2 separate regions of the Homo sapiens genome follow, and region 1 is linked to region 2. The links are chromatin contacts, found by Hi-C or POLR2A ChIA-PET in ENCODE. All regions are on one chromosome and are shown on one strand. The core of a region is the stretch at or near the end of the contact, and the rest is flanking DNA. Distances in the headings are between cores, read along the strand shown. Region 1 overlaps NCK2 (NCK adaptor protein 2). Region 2 overlaps LOC105373530 (a long non-coding RNA gene).

Evidence for each region. Hi-C counts contacts between places; a loop is a spot of excess contacts on that map. ChIA-PET counts read pairs that join two places held with the same protein, here RNA polymerase II (POLR2A). Pooled maps may share reads with other maps.
Region 1: a map of CD8-positive, alpha-beta T cell shows a loop between it and region 2 (4-fold over the local background). The contact joins two enhancer-like sites. A Hi-C loop is called at or near these places in 3 of 168 maps with a recorded cell type or tissue (CD8-positive, alpha-beta T cell, PC-9 and naive thymus-derived CD4-positive, alpha-beta T cell) and 7 of 50 pooled maps. POLR2A ChIA-PET finds 5 or more read pairs at or near these places in 10 of 52 experiments (CD4-positive, alpha-beta T cell, CD4-positive, alpha-beta memory T cell, OCI-LY7 and 6 more).

The regions. Positions count from the first base shown.
Region 1 is chr2:105,856,667-105,862,238 of GRCh38, reverse strand. All of the region lies in intron 3 of NCK2 (NCK adaptor protein 2), which reads right to left. Among named protein-coding and RNA genes, the nearest start is that of NCK2, 110 kb to the right of the region's middle. Within about 2 kb of position 2,883, at least 3 of the 41 ENCODE cell types and tissues checked have a DNase peak (open chromatin) inside an H3K27ac peak, as active enhancers do; they include CD8-positive, alpha-beta T cell, where a contact is called at or near this core.
Region 2 is chr2:105,922,276-105,929,091 of GRCh38, reverse strand. It overlaps LOC105373530 (a long non-coding RNA gene), which reads left to right. Exons shown (of 3, transcript XR_923142.3): 3 at 108-1,004. Among named protein-coding and RNA genes, the nearest start is that of ECRG4, 140 kb to the left of the region's middle. Within about 2 kb of position 1,616, at least 6 of the 41 ENCODE cell types and tissues checked have a DNase peak (open chromatin) inside an H3K27ac peak, as active enhancers do; they include CD8-positive, alpha-beta T cell, where a contact is called at or near this core.

The DNA of each region.
Region 1 (5,572 bases), core at 1,634-4,133, 68 kb after region 2:
TCCCACTAGTCTGAAGCCCTCTAATTCTTCCTAGACATAATTCTAGAGTCTTTACCACTGATATAAAAAAATGCCTGTAAGTGTTAAGCCGCCTGGTAAATTGCAAAGTGCTGTATAAATTGCAAGCTGTTGCTGCTCTCATTACATGTATTTATGCAGGCTAACCCTAACTAAAGGGCCTTTAGTTACCCGGGGCAGGGCTGCCTTCCCTGGTTGCAGTTTACAGCCAGTTACCCTGATCCCCACCTGCTACTTCTTGTAGCCATTATGCAGGTGGAAGAAAGGGAAGGGGGGAGCGGGCAGGAGGGAGGGAGGGAGGGAGGGAGGGAGGGAGGAAAGAATTCCAGGCCAGTCTGATCTTAAGATAAATTGCTGAGCATGATTCTTGTGGTAAGACTTGGTGTGCTTTAAAATGAGAGAAACTGGCCGGGTGCGGTGGCTCATGCCTATAATCCCAGGACTTTGGGAGGCTGAGGGAGGTGGATTATTTGAGGTCAGGAGTTCGAGACCAGCCTGGCCAACATGGTAAAACCCCATCTGTACTAAAAATACAAAAATTAGCTGGGTGTGGTGATACACACCTGTAGTCCCAGCTACTAGGGAGGCTGAAGCAGGAGAATCGCTTGAACCTGGGAGGTGGAGGTTGCAGTGAGCCGAGATTGTGCCACTGCACTCCAGCCTAGGTGACAGAGCAAGACACCGTCTCAAAAAAAAAAAAAAAAAAAGAGAAAAACCTCAACGGCACCAATAGCCACTATCACTTTCAGCAGGTAGCTATACCAGAAGGAAAGCGACTTGGCTCCTGGATCCAGCACACAGCACCTAATGTGGGCTTCCTTCCCCATAGAGAGGTGGTCAGAACCTGGTGCACGAGCCAGACTTCCTTTCACAAGACATGTGACGTCTGTATACACTGTCTTTAAAGATCGTGCATGATCTTAATGCTTTAAAAATGTTGTAAGGGCATCTATTGTTAAAACCAGGCAGATATTTATTTTTTACATAATGAGGAATTTGTTAGTCCACTTAAAATCTAAAATCAGACTCCATAAAGGTGTAAAAAGTAACTGAAGAATGTAATTCAAATTGCTCTCTTCTCCCTAGTAAAGGCATATCTATATTTTACTTTCACAAGAACTCAATTTAGAAAATGGTTGATAGTTTTCCGTAAACAATTGTTACCTTCACTGCTGCCTGGAGGGTTTCCACACCAGGTTTGACTCTCCTAAGCCACCTGCCCCAAGTCCCTTCTTTCGGGATCCACAACGACCTTGGGTTCCTCCAGTGTAGCAATAGTGCCCTTGGGGCTCCATCCACGGCTTCACTGAGTGGAAACTTGGAAGAAGTAGAGAGAAAATTCCCCATCTCGTGTGCCCCACAAGTTGCAGTCGCAAGGAATGGTTAATCCAAGCATGAGAGGCAATCCTGGTAAATGCACAGGCGGGCGGGGCATGGATCTACACTCCTCCATCTCCATTACAGCGCCGCCGGCATCCACGGCTCTCTATGGACCAGTGTGTTCTCCTCTCTGAGCTTTCCACGTTTCTTCATCCCCAATTCCTCCCCAGCTCTGCAGAGGAACATGGGATGCCCCTGCTCAAATCTTCAACTGTTTGTGATCACCCAGTGGAGATGCTTGAGTCCTGTGCACAGCCCAGTAAGGCCTCCCCATGCGGTTCTGACTACATGCTCGCTCATCCTCCATGCCCCGCTGTGAACTTCACTCCAGCAATGCGATGCCCCTCCTCATTCTGAGACGCCTACGGCTTAGCAGGTCCCTGAGCCTGTGTGGAACATACACACTACACCAGAGCAGGGGCTCTGTCCATCCTGACCTCTGGGACGGAGGCTGGCACTTGGTGGGTAGGGTCCCCTTGTGGATGCAGGAACTCTAAAAGTTCTGACATTTTGTTGTTCTGATGGTTGTTTTTGTTTTTTTATGGCTCATTTTTTGAGACAGGGTCTCACTCTGTGGCCCAGGCTGGAGTGCAGTGTTGCAATCACTGCTCACTGCAGCCTCCAACTTCTGGACTCAAGCAGTCCTCCCAACTGAGCCTCTTGAGTAGCTGGGACCACAGGCACATGACACCATGCTCTATTTTTTAAAAAATTTTTTTGTAGAGATGAAGTCTTGCTATGTTCCCCAGGCTGGTCTCAAATTCGTGGCCTCAACTGATCCTTCTACCTCAGCCTCCCAAAGCACTGGGATTACAGGCATAAACCATCGTGCCCAGCCCTGATTGTTGTTTTGAACTGACATTTTTCTAAAATAAATTTCTTAAAAACGAAAGTATAATACCAACAGAAATAAGCAGTCAGCTTTGCAAACTCCTCCAAGGCAGGTGTGCCCGTGAGCCTGCCCCACAGACCCCAGGGCAGATCACCAAGACAGAAGCCCCTGTACCTTCACTGAGGCTCTGCCTCCCTCCCTCCAGAGTACTGTAATCTTAATTCTAACACCAAGTGTTGCTTTTCACTGCTTTTGGATCTTACGTAACAATCCTACAGCTGTACTCCTTGTGACTTTGATCAGTTCAATTCCAAAGTTGATCCTAGCAGGGATATGCCTCTCAGAACCCTGTCAATTTCACCCACGGGTGCCAGCCACCCTGTCCCCATCCAAAAGCATCAGCTCAAACCAGTGCAAAGGCTGTTTCACAGTTAGCATTAGGGAGCCCTCTCAGTAGCCTCTGTGCTCCCAGGTCTGGGTTGGATCAGAGGCAGGAGTTCTGGGGCTGATCATGCAAGTTTCTAACCACGCTAGGCCTAGGTGTGGTCCTGTTGGGAGGAATGCTGAGGAGTGAGCCCTGGGGCAGGTGACGCTGGATGCAGAAGTCCCAGGTAGGTAGGGTGGCAGGGTGAGCCACGGGCAGGTGGGCCTGTGAACAAACCCTCCTGAGGATATGATCAGGTTGTAAATGGAACCGTAACTTTTTGGGTAATGTGAGTCAGCCCTTAAGCCTATGTTAACCACCGAAAAGAGAATTAACCTTTGGGGCTTTGCAAGGCTCCAGCTGGTGTCATAAAGTAGTAACAAAAAACTGCTCTTCAGTAGCTTGAGGGAAAATCTTTGAAAAATACCTCCCTGGGAGCAGCTTCCCCATCTCAAAAGATGTAGCATAGTGCTTTTACAACACCTCGCCTGCACAATTTTCTAAGTGGAGTTGCAGTATTAAGGCCAGACCTCAGCCCAGGACCGCTCTCCACTGAGCTCAGAGCTGTGCAGTCTGAGCCCTTCAAAAACATCAACTGGATTCTGCCAGCAGAAACAGTTCTTGATCATTGTTCCCTGTTATCTGTGGCAAAGTTCTGACTATTCATGATCATAAGCTGAATATGAGAAGAGATCCAGTATACAAATGTTTTGCCCATGTGAAAATAAGAGCTCAGGTTGCTTTTATCAATTTTAAATTATTGCAGAGAAAGAAAGCAGGTAAATACTTTCATGAGAGAGCTTTTTGTCAAAGGTTCTCACGTCTTTCCTCAAGCTACTCTTAACAAAGTACTGTATGTGACAAAATTAAGTTTATTAACAACTTCAGGACAGCAAATGAGTACAAGAAAGCAGGAGAGAACTACACAGAGTTAGGGTAATCTACAGTTGGAGATGCAATACACAACACTGTGGTTTTGCTGGGGAGGCCGGTGCCATTTTATTCCAAAGCAGGAAGGAATCTTACCATGGATTTATGAATTAGGTGGACTCCCAAAGCAGTAAAAATGGCAAATGTGGGTGGTGCCATGAGTTACTAGATTGATCCCAGGAGTTAAAGATCAGCCCAGGCAACATGGCAAAATCCTGTCTCTATAAAAAATACAAAATAGCTGGGTGTGGTAGTGCATGCCCGTAGTCCCAGATACTCGGGAGGCTAAGGTGGGAGGATCACCTGAGGTCAATACTACAGTAAGCAGGGATTGTGCCACTGCACTCCAGCCTAGGCAACAGAGTGAGGCCCTGTCTCAAAAAACAAAAACAAAAACAAACCGTGGTCAGTATACATGTGGTGTACTTTTGATGCTGTTTCCATGCCTAATACACAGCAGGGATAATTTCTGCAGGCTGCACAATTGGCCTAAAGTCATACTGTCATTCTGATGGTATACCTGTTTAATTATCATCACCAACAGTAATAGGAAGCCATGAACACTTTGGCTCCTATCTTTTTAGCAAAAAAAAAAACAAAAAAAAAACCCCAAAAAACAAAGAACAAAAAACAAAACACAAACACACACAAATGCAACTAATGAGAGGCAGGAGGGGCTATGGAAAGCATTCTCACTTTCCTTCTTGGCAACGCCACATCTATAAGCTTTGCACAGAAGTGCACAGAAGTTACTGCATGATGGTGAGACCTGATCGGGGGTGCCTCCTCTTCCACTGGATGCAGCTCAACAGGGCAAGGGAAAACTCATGCTGAGATAACAACATCCCTTTGTCCAACAAAAACCTCCAGGTGAGCATGATAAAGAGATCAAAACAAAAAATATATACTAACCATGGGGATATTTCTCCCTCATGACGGGGATACTGATCCCCAAGGGCCTTTTGGCTATGAAGATCAACTGCTATACTCAATAAAGGGGTTCAGAACATCATTTTTTCTGTATTTTTACAATAGCTAATGCTTAACAGGAATGTTTCCCAAGAACTGCTTGCCTGAACTGAGACCAAGCCTATGGGAGGGCTGACACTCTACAGAAGAGGATCTGACCTACTCAGCACAGGCCTAGAGGGCAGAATAAGAGCCAAAGGAAGGAAGAAAGTTAAAGAAATGTAAAAATCTGATTCTATTTAAGGAAGAGCTTTCTAACAATCTGTTTTCGCCAAAAATGGGATTGGCCTACTCGAACCGACGCTGCGCTCCAGCAGGGCTGGATGGCCATCTGTCGGGGACGGGCGCGGGCCCAGTGCCGGCTCCAGGACGGGCGGCTGGCTCAGTCTGAGAGCCTGGGAGTACACGCATTGGCTGAACCGATCACAGCTCATGAAAAAACTAAGCATGCTGGGCGGAAGATGTGGTTCATAGTTTTAATTTGTGGCTTTGTCTTTTCTGCTTCTAGAAAACTGAGGAAGAAAACTGACAAGGTTTTCAAGGGAATTTCCAGGTCACCCAGAGAACTCGCCTTGCCTTGTTCTACTTCCTACAAGTCTCTAAGCACTTCATGCTTTACTAGAATCTTGTAAATACAAAAAAAAAAAAAAAAAAAGAAGACACACAACAAGTCAACAACGTAACAATGTTTGGCATCACTAAAAAGATGGTACTTTGGTGAAAGGTAGAAATTGGAAAAATAAAGCTCAGGACAACCTTCAAGTTTTTCTCTATTCATGCTACCCTCTTTTTTTGGTAACCACAGTTAATTAAGAGTTATAAGCATAAAACAGTGTTTCTTTCAAGTGGCATGCTTATGTGGGGGAAGAAAAGATGAAAGGGAGGCAGCTCAGTGGAGAAGGAGCATATTGCTAATCAAAAATGAAATTTCTCCATCAGGCTGAGAATCTACGATGGCCAGTGAGCTGGTATGATTCATACGAAGTTCCATGTCTCACTTATCTCTCCAAATCATGGTA
Region 2 (6,816 bases), core at 367-2,866:
TGTAAAGGAAATCAGTGGGCTTAGAATTTAAAAATAAAAAGCTCTGGCCTCATTTGGTTGAATTAATTATGCCTTTTCATTTGTTTGAATCTTCATGACAACTAAAGTCCGCCCCGACTAGTTGTGGACGATGTCTGCCAGCTGCCTACAGAATCCACCCTTTTCCTTTGGAATTCCCTCCTTCTCCTGACGCTGACAATACCCTTGCCCTTCAGAGGACCTGCCTTCCCACTCTCCATTGGACACTGTGGAACTTCTTGGCGTCCAGTCCCAAGGGCACAGCCACCGCAGGACTTCACGTCTGCCTGCCTGAGCAGGGCTGGTGTCTTATGAATGGCAGCTGAGACCCAGTTCAGGCTCACGACCTCATATCACAGGTCAGAAAACAAAAGAACAATTGAGTTCTTATGAAAACTTGCCAGATTTCCATACAAAAGTTTCCTTCTTGAAATCCCTTTTTTTTTTTTTTTTTTACTTTTCATCATAGAAATGAACTCAAAGGAAAATGACTAATCACCGACCTACTCAGAATCATTGGTCCCCGGCAAGCAAGGGTGATCCTGCATCAATCTATTAATTTTCATTTCCAGGGTTCTCAGATGTAAAACAAATGTTTGATGTAATCCGCAACACTGCTCTGTTATAATTAAACAACCTCCTACTGCCTAAATTGGCAAAGCACTCCATCGATCAGTGATAAATGTGGTCCTTGGGAGACTGCTTTTATGTTTGTTTCACTCATGGGAAAATGGCCACAACCCTTTTGTAAGATTCCTCGGCTGCTGCTCTCCCCAGGTTACAATCATAGTAACTGCTGCTTCTGGGATGCCTCGCTGTAATCCTCATGTTCAATGATGGCTCAATGGATATGTGCTTGAAGGAGAGTGAGTGATGGGGAGTCTACAGTTATGAATAAAATATATTCAAGTCAATAAACCCTTCCTGGGTTCCTTTGCCTCACCATTTTATGCACAATTTATGAAGCACCCTACACATACCAGGAGCTATTTGCAATGTTTAAGATGTGGGAGCCCCCATAATTCTAAATATGTCATGTATCATCTACTTTCCTCTTTGCAAAGTGGAGGGGTTGGATTCCTGCCAGGCCTGATAATATAGATCTGCTGTTCACACATAGCATATAGGAGGCCCTGATGACTTCCTACTCATCGCTTCCCTCATTGTCCAATTGTTGGGGCCATTGGGCTGCTGTATTCAGGCCAGCCCTTGCCCTAGATCCTAGGATCCAGCCAGACTTGAGGCAAGGAGACACACTGCTGTCAGTGTTCCATCACCCCTATGGTTAGGCCTCACTGGCTCTGCCACAGTTCAGACACCAAGGCTCCTGCCTTAGTTTTCTAAGAGATGTTCCCTACATTGCACCTGAATTCATCCAGTTCATTTTCACAGAATATACTTGACCTAGTTTAAGCAGAAAGGGATGTATCACAGGCTACTAAATGGCTTATGAAATCCTTGGAAAAGCTGAATAAATAGACCTTAGGGGGAGCCCCTAGAGCTACTCTCAAAGCTATCTAGCAGAACCTGGCCACATTTCCAACCAGGAAGCTGCCTGCAGAATCAGCAAACAGCCCCCACATCCGCTGGCTTCAGAACCACCCACCTCTGCTCTCCCCACACAAGTGAGCAGACATCTCAGCCCTGCCTTTCTGGCCACCTGACTGCTTGCAAATTAAATCTCTCCCATTTGCACCAGGAAGAGGGCCCTAGATGATGTCTAGAACTTTAGTTTCTGATGACTCTAAGGAATGAGATTTTTCACCTGCTCAGCCTCTGCAGTCTGGGAAAAACCAGAAGTGTGTTGGAAGTGACACTGAATGATCTGGCCCTCAGATTTGTCAGTTTCCCAAGCAGCAACTTGGCCCTTGCATATATTGATTTTTAAATTTCTGTAGTTTGCTCAATCACCCAGGGCTCTGGGAGCCCATTTCTATTGGCTGGAAACCCACTGGGAACCAGCTACCTGCTGACAAATTCCAATCCTATTACTATTTTGTATTGAATATTTACTCTGCACAGTTCCTAATTTTCTGCGAAATGCCTTTTCTCTTTACCACCCTTTGACACAGTTACTGCTCTGTAAACTGAAACACCACTTCTTATGGCCGCAGTTGTTTGTGCTACGAATAAGTAACTCCCTAAGCTCAGCCCATCAGATTTTCTCTCGAATCTGTGGGCTGGAAATCAAGATGGTTGAGAACAGCTCTTCTCCTAGTGGCGGAAGTGGTAAAAATAATCTCAGTGTGGGTGTGGTGGCTCACACCTGTAATCTCAGCACTTTGGGAGGCTGAGGTAGGGGGACCACTTTAGGCCTGGAGTTTGAGACCAGCCTGGGCAACACAGCAAGAACCCATCTCTACAAATAAAAAATTTGTTGGGCATGGTGGCATGTGCCTGTGGTCCCAGGTACTTGAGAGGATGAGGCAGGTGGATTGCTTGAGTCCAGGAGTTCAAGGCTACAGTGAGCTGTGATCACACCACTGCACTCCAGTCTGGGCAACAGAGTGAGATGCTGTTTCTAAAAAAAATAAAATAAAATATGTACAATTTTTTAAAAAGAATCTCAGGAGCTCTCAGGCGTAGATCTCTCAGGCGTCCAGCTCTCAGGATGCCTGGTCCTGTAAGGGCCTCCAAGAGTGGCTGGAGAGCGGGGCGTGATGCCTCTTGGGCCACCTTGCAAAGAGCTCACAAGTTCTGCCAGTGAAGATAGAACCATCTATCATGAGAGTAAAGAATCAGTGGATGAGAAGATGGAAATAAAGCCATGAATTGGAGAGGGTGTCCCAAGGCCATTTCCATCTCTGGTTTCAGCTTCTCCTGCATCCTTGCCGCATTCTAGTTTCAGGGCTCCATGAGGTATCTCCATGTCCTTGTTATGTTCCCATTTCTCTTATTTTGCTTTAGTTTGAGTTGGCCTCCTCTCACATGAAACAGGGAGTCCACAATACCATTGACCCTTGAACTACACGAGTTTGAATAGCATGGGTCCACTTATATATGGATTTTCTTTTACCTCTGCCACCCCTGAGACAGCAAGACCTATCCCTCCTTCCTCTTTCCCTCAGTGTACTCAACATGAAGATGATGAGGATGAAGACCTTCGTGATGATGCACTTCTATTTAAGGAATAGTAACTATATTTTCACTTTCTTATAATTTTCTTAATAACATTTTCTATTCTCCAGCTTACTTTATTGTAAGAATATAGTACATAATACATATAACATACAAAATATGGGTAATGCACTGTTTATGTTATTGGTAAAGTGTACAGAGCACCTGTGACATAAGTAAGTCCATCTTAGAAAAAGACTCCATCTTACATTTCAAAAGGCATCATGACAACAGGACCAGATGTTCCCCTAATCAATAGAGACAGCACCTGACTGTCTCTATGGCCAGAGCATAGCCAGACACACTCTTTATTATCAATCAGTCCTCGCCAGAGGACTCAAGGGCTACAAAACAGCAGGAGTCCACCAGCTGGACACCGCTGTTTTATGAAATACCATCCTGCTATCACTCGTGATCAGCATCTGGCATCTGTCACTGAGGGCTCTGTCCAAATCGAGGGCTCTCCCTTACAAGACGCTGCTGTGCACCTAGATCTGCCCAGGACCCTCTCCTTGTCCATGTCACTGTCCTTGGACTGATTAATTAACCGCTTTCCTATCCCCTTTTCTCTTGATGTTAAATGTTGCTCTGTTTGATGTGGAATGTTTAATCTATAACGTGTATATATTGATTAAGTATCCTACTAGGTATGGTTTGCGATATCAACTGACCTGTGGAGTGGCTTGAGCCTGTGAGCCTGTAGCCCTGACTCCTGAGGGAACGAAGTGGTACGGAGAATTGCCTCCTTGGGAACTCCATGCAGCCTGTGGCTTTTATGACTGAAATAGCATCAATAAAGGCCTGACCTTGGGGAAAGACACAAATGGGCATGGACCTGATTATGTCTGACCTTGTGTCTCTCCCAACAGTAAGGCTTCCAGTAAACACTAGGCTGTTAGTAGTTATGTTTTGGGGGAGTGAAAAGTTTTACTGGGATTTTCAACTGTGCAAGGGGTGAGTGCTCTTAACCTGCATGTTGTTTGAGGGTTAACCACAATGCATAGGTATTGAGTGATTTGAGGAGGACTCTTGGACCATTCTCACTGGCCTCCACATGGATGATTTCTCCTAATTTAAACACAGGCAAACTTCTCCCAACCTTGCTGATTCTTACAGCTCTTGCACTTTGCAGCACAACCTCAGTAGAAGCTCCTGTACTTCTGGCTCCAGTTTCTCTCCTCCCGCAGTCTCCTTAGCAGATTCCAATCAGGTTTCCCCTCCGCTCACCACCAACCTGCGTGTTGCTGAATTCAGTGGTCACTGCTCAGCCTCACTGTGGCTCGCCCTGCATCCCTGAAAGGTTTCCTTCATCTGCCTTCAGCTGGCCTCCCTTCCACTCCACCAGTGGCCCTTCCCAGTCTTTGCAATTGCTCCCTTACAGCCCTGATGTCTTAATATCCATGCTGGTTCTTGGCCTCTTTGCTTCCCTTCTCCACTTTGCCCTTTGTGGGCTCCCGTCCTGTGGCAGGCTCTGCAGGCTGTTTCCCACGCCCCAGGCAGCGGCTCCTGGCCACTGGGAGGGTCTAGTGGGAGGCTGAGGAGAGCCTTGGGCAGCATCTCCAGCAGCAGCGGCAGCTGTTCCTTTTGTTTCCATCTCCTGGAGTCCGCATGGACTTTAGTTTCTGCCGGGTGAGCCCAGCTCCCAGGTTCTGGTAGCACCATCTCCTCTTTATTCCCAGACCTCATGATTCTCTATGGAGAAAATCTGATGGAGTCTGCAGAAAAGCTATTAGAATTAATGAGCTTAGTAAGGAGATTGCAAATACATCTTGCTAAAATCTCTCAAATCAAATTTTAAAATAAGGATCCTCATTAATGACTTTTCCTATAATACACTGAGTTAGGGAAATAACACTGAAATCTCAAGAGTGAATGAACTAATTTTTTTATTACCATGTATTATCTTTTGAGACAATATGGTCATAGATTGAGAAACTGAGTGCAATAGGCCATCTAGTTGCCTCAGTCAAATCTGATTTAGCTCTACTGAAAGTTCTTTTTTTTTTTTTTTTTTTTTTTTTTTTAGATGGAGTTTCACTCTTTTCACCCAGGCTGGAGTACAATGGTGCGATCTCAGCTCACTGCAACCTCTGCCTCCCAGGTTCAAGCAATTCTCCTGCTTCAGCCTCCCAAGTAGCTGGGATTACAGGCCCCAGCCACCATGCCTGGCTAATTTTTGTGTTTTTAGTAGAGACAGGGTTTCACCATATTGGCCAGTCTGGTCTCGAACTTCTGACCTCAGGTGATCCACCTGCTTCGGCCTTCCAAAGTGCTGGGATTACAGGCATGAGTCACCACGCCCAGCCTGAAAGTTCATTTTCATACAGACAAGAACACTATTCTGATGCCAATGAGCTTTCAGGTTAGGAGTCTTTAAAATACTTTTCTGACACAAAAATGAGCATGCTGTTGTTTCTTATTTGATGTTTCCTCTTTAGGATGCCTCTCAGTTTCTGCACAGGAATTGTCTACAGCAGTAGTTTGCAAAGTTTGATTTCTATTAGAAATGAAATTTTTAGGTCTCCACCCAGACCTCCTGAGTCAGAAACTGTGGGGGTGGCCTCCAGCATTCTTTATTTAATACTCTTTTGAGGGGCTTCTGATGCCTGCTAAGCCAGAACCACCAGTCTATACAAGCTTGGGGTATGGGAAAAAAATTCACTTACGAGGTCACTTTTACTGTCTGAACTAAAGTGAATTCCCTGAAATAAAATTGGCAAAATGTTCCCTACTTTTCAAAGTTTTGTTCTGTCTTCAGTTTTCTTTCTTTTTTTTTTCTTTCCTTTCTTTCTTTTTTTTTTTTTTTTTTTTGCCAGGCAACTTTTTGGGGAAGCACACTAAGCTTTAGATACACTATTCATTTCCAGTAATCAGGAGAGAGTCATCAAAAGTAGAGAGAATAAATGCATTTTTATATGTTAACACAATAGATTTACTATTCAGTTACAAAAATGATGTAGACACACACAGAGAGACACATACACACACACACATACACACAGACAGGCACAAACCCAGAGGGTTTTTATTAATAGAATGTGGAGGGAAAGAAACATATGCAAAATAACACAGTATGGTTCCATTTATATATTATTTAAAAATAGACTCAGCTGAACTACACTGCATACACAGGTGATAAATCTATTAGAGTCAAGAGCAGTATTTTATTTTTAAAAATAATTTCGACTTTTATTTTCGATTCAGGGAATACATGTGCAGGTTTTTTACATGGGGTTATTGTGTGACACTGCGGTTTTGAGTACAAATGATGCTGACACCCATGTAGTGAGCGCAGTACCCCATTGGTAGTTTTTCAGCCCTTGCGTCCTTTTTTCTCTCTTGCCTCTAGTAGTTCTCAGTATCTATTGTTCCCATCTTTATGTCCATGTGTACCCAAAGTTTAGCTCCCACTTTATAACTGAGAACATACAGTATTTGGTTTGCTGTTCCTAAATTAATTTGCTTAGAATAATGGCCTCTAGCTACATCTTTGTTGCTGCAAATGACATGCCTTCACTCTTTTTTATGGTTGCATAGTATTCCATTGTACTAATCCATTCTCATGCTGCTATAAAGAACAGGCCAAGACTGGGTAATTTACAAAGGAAAGATGTTTAATTGACTCACTATTCCACATGGCTGGGGAGGCCTCAGGAAACTTACAATCGTGGTGGAAGGGGA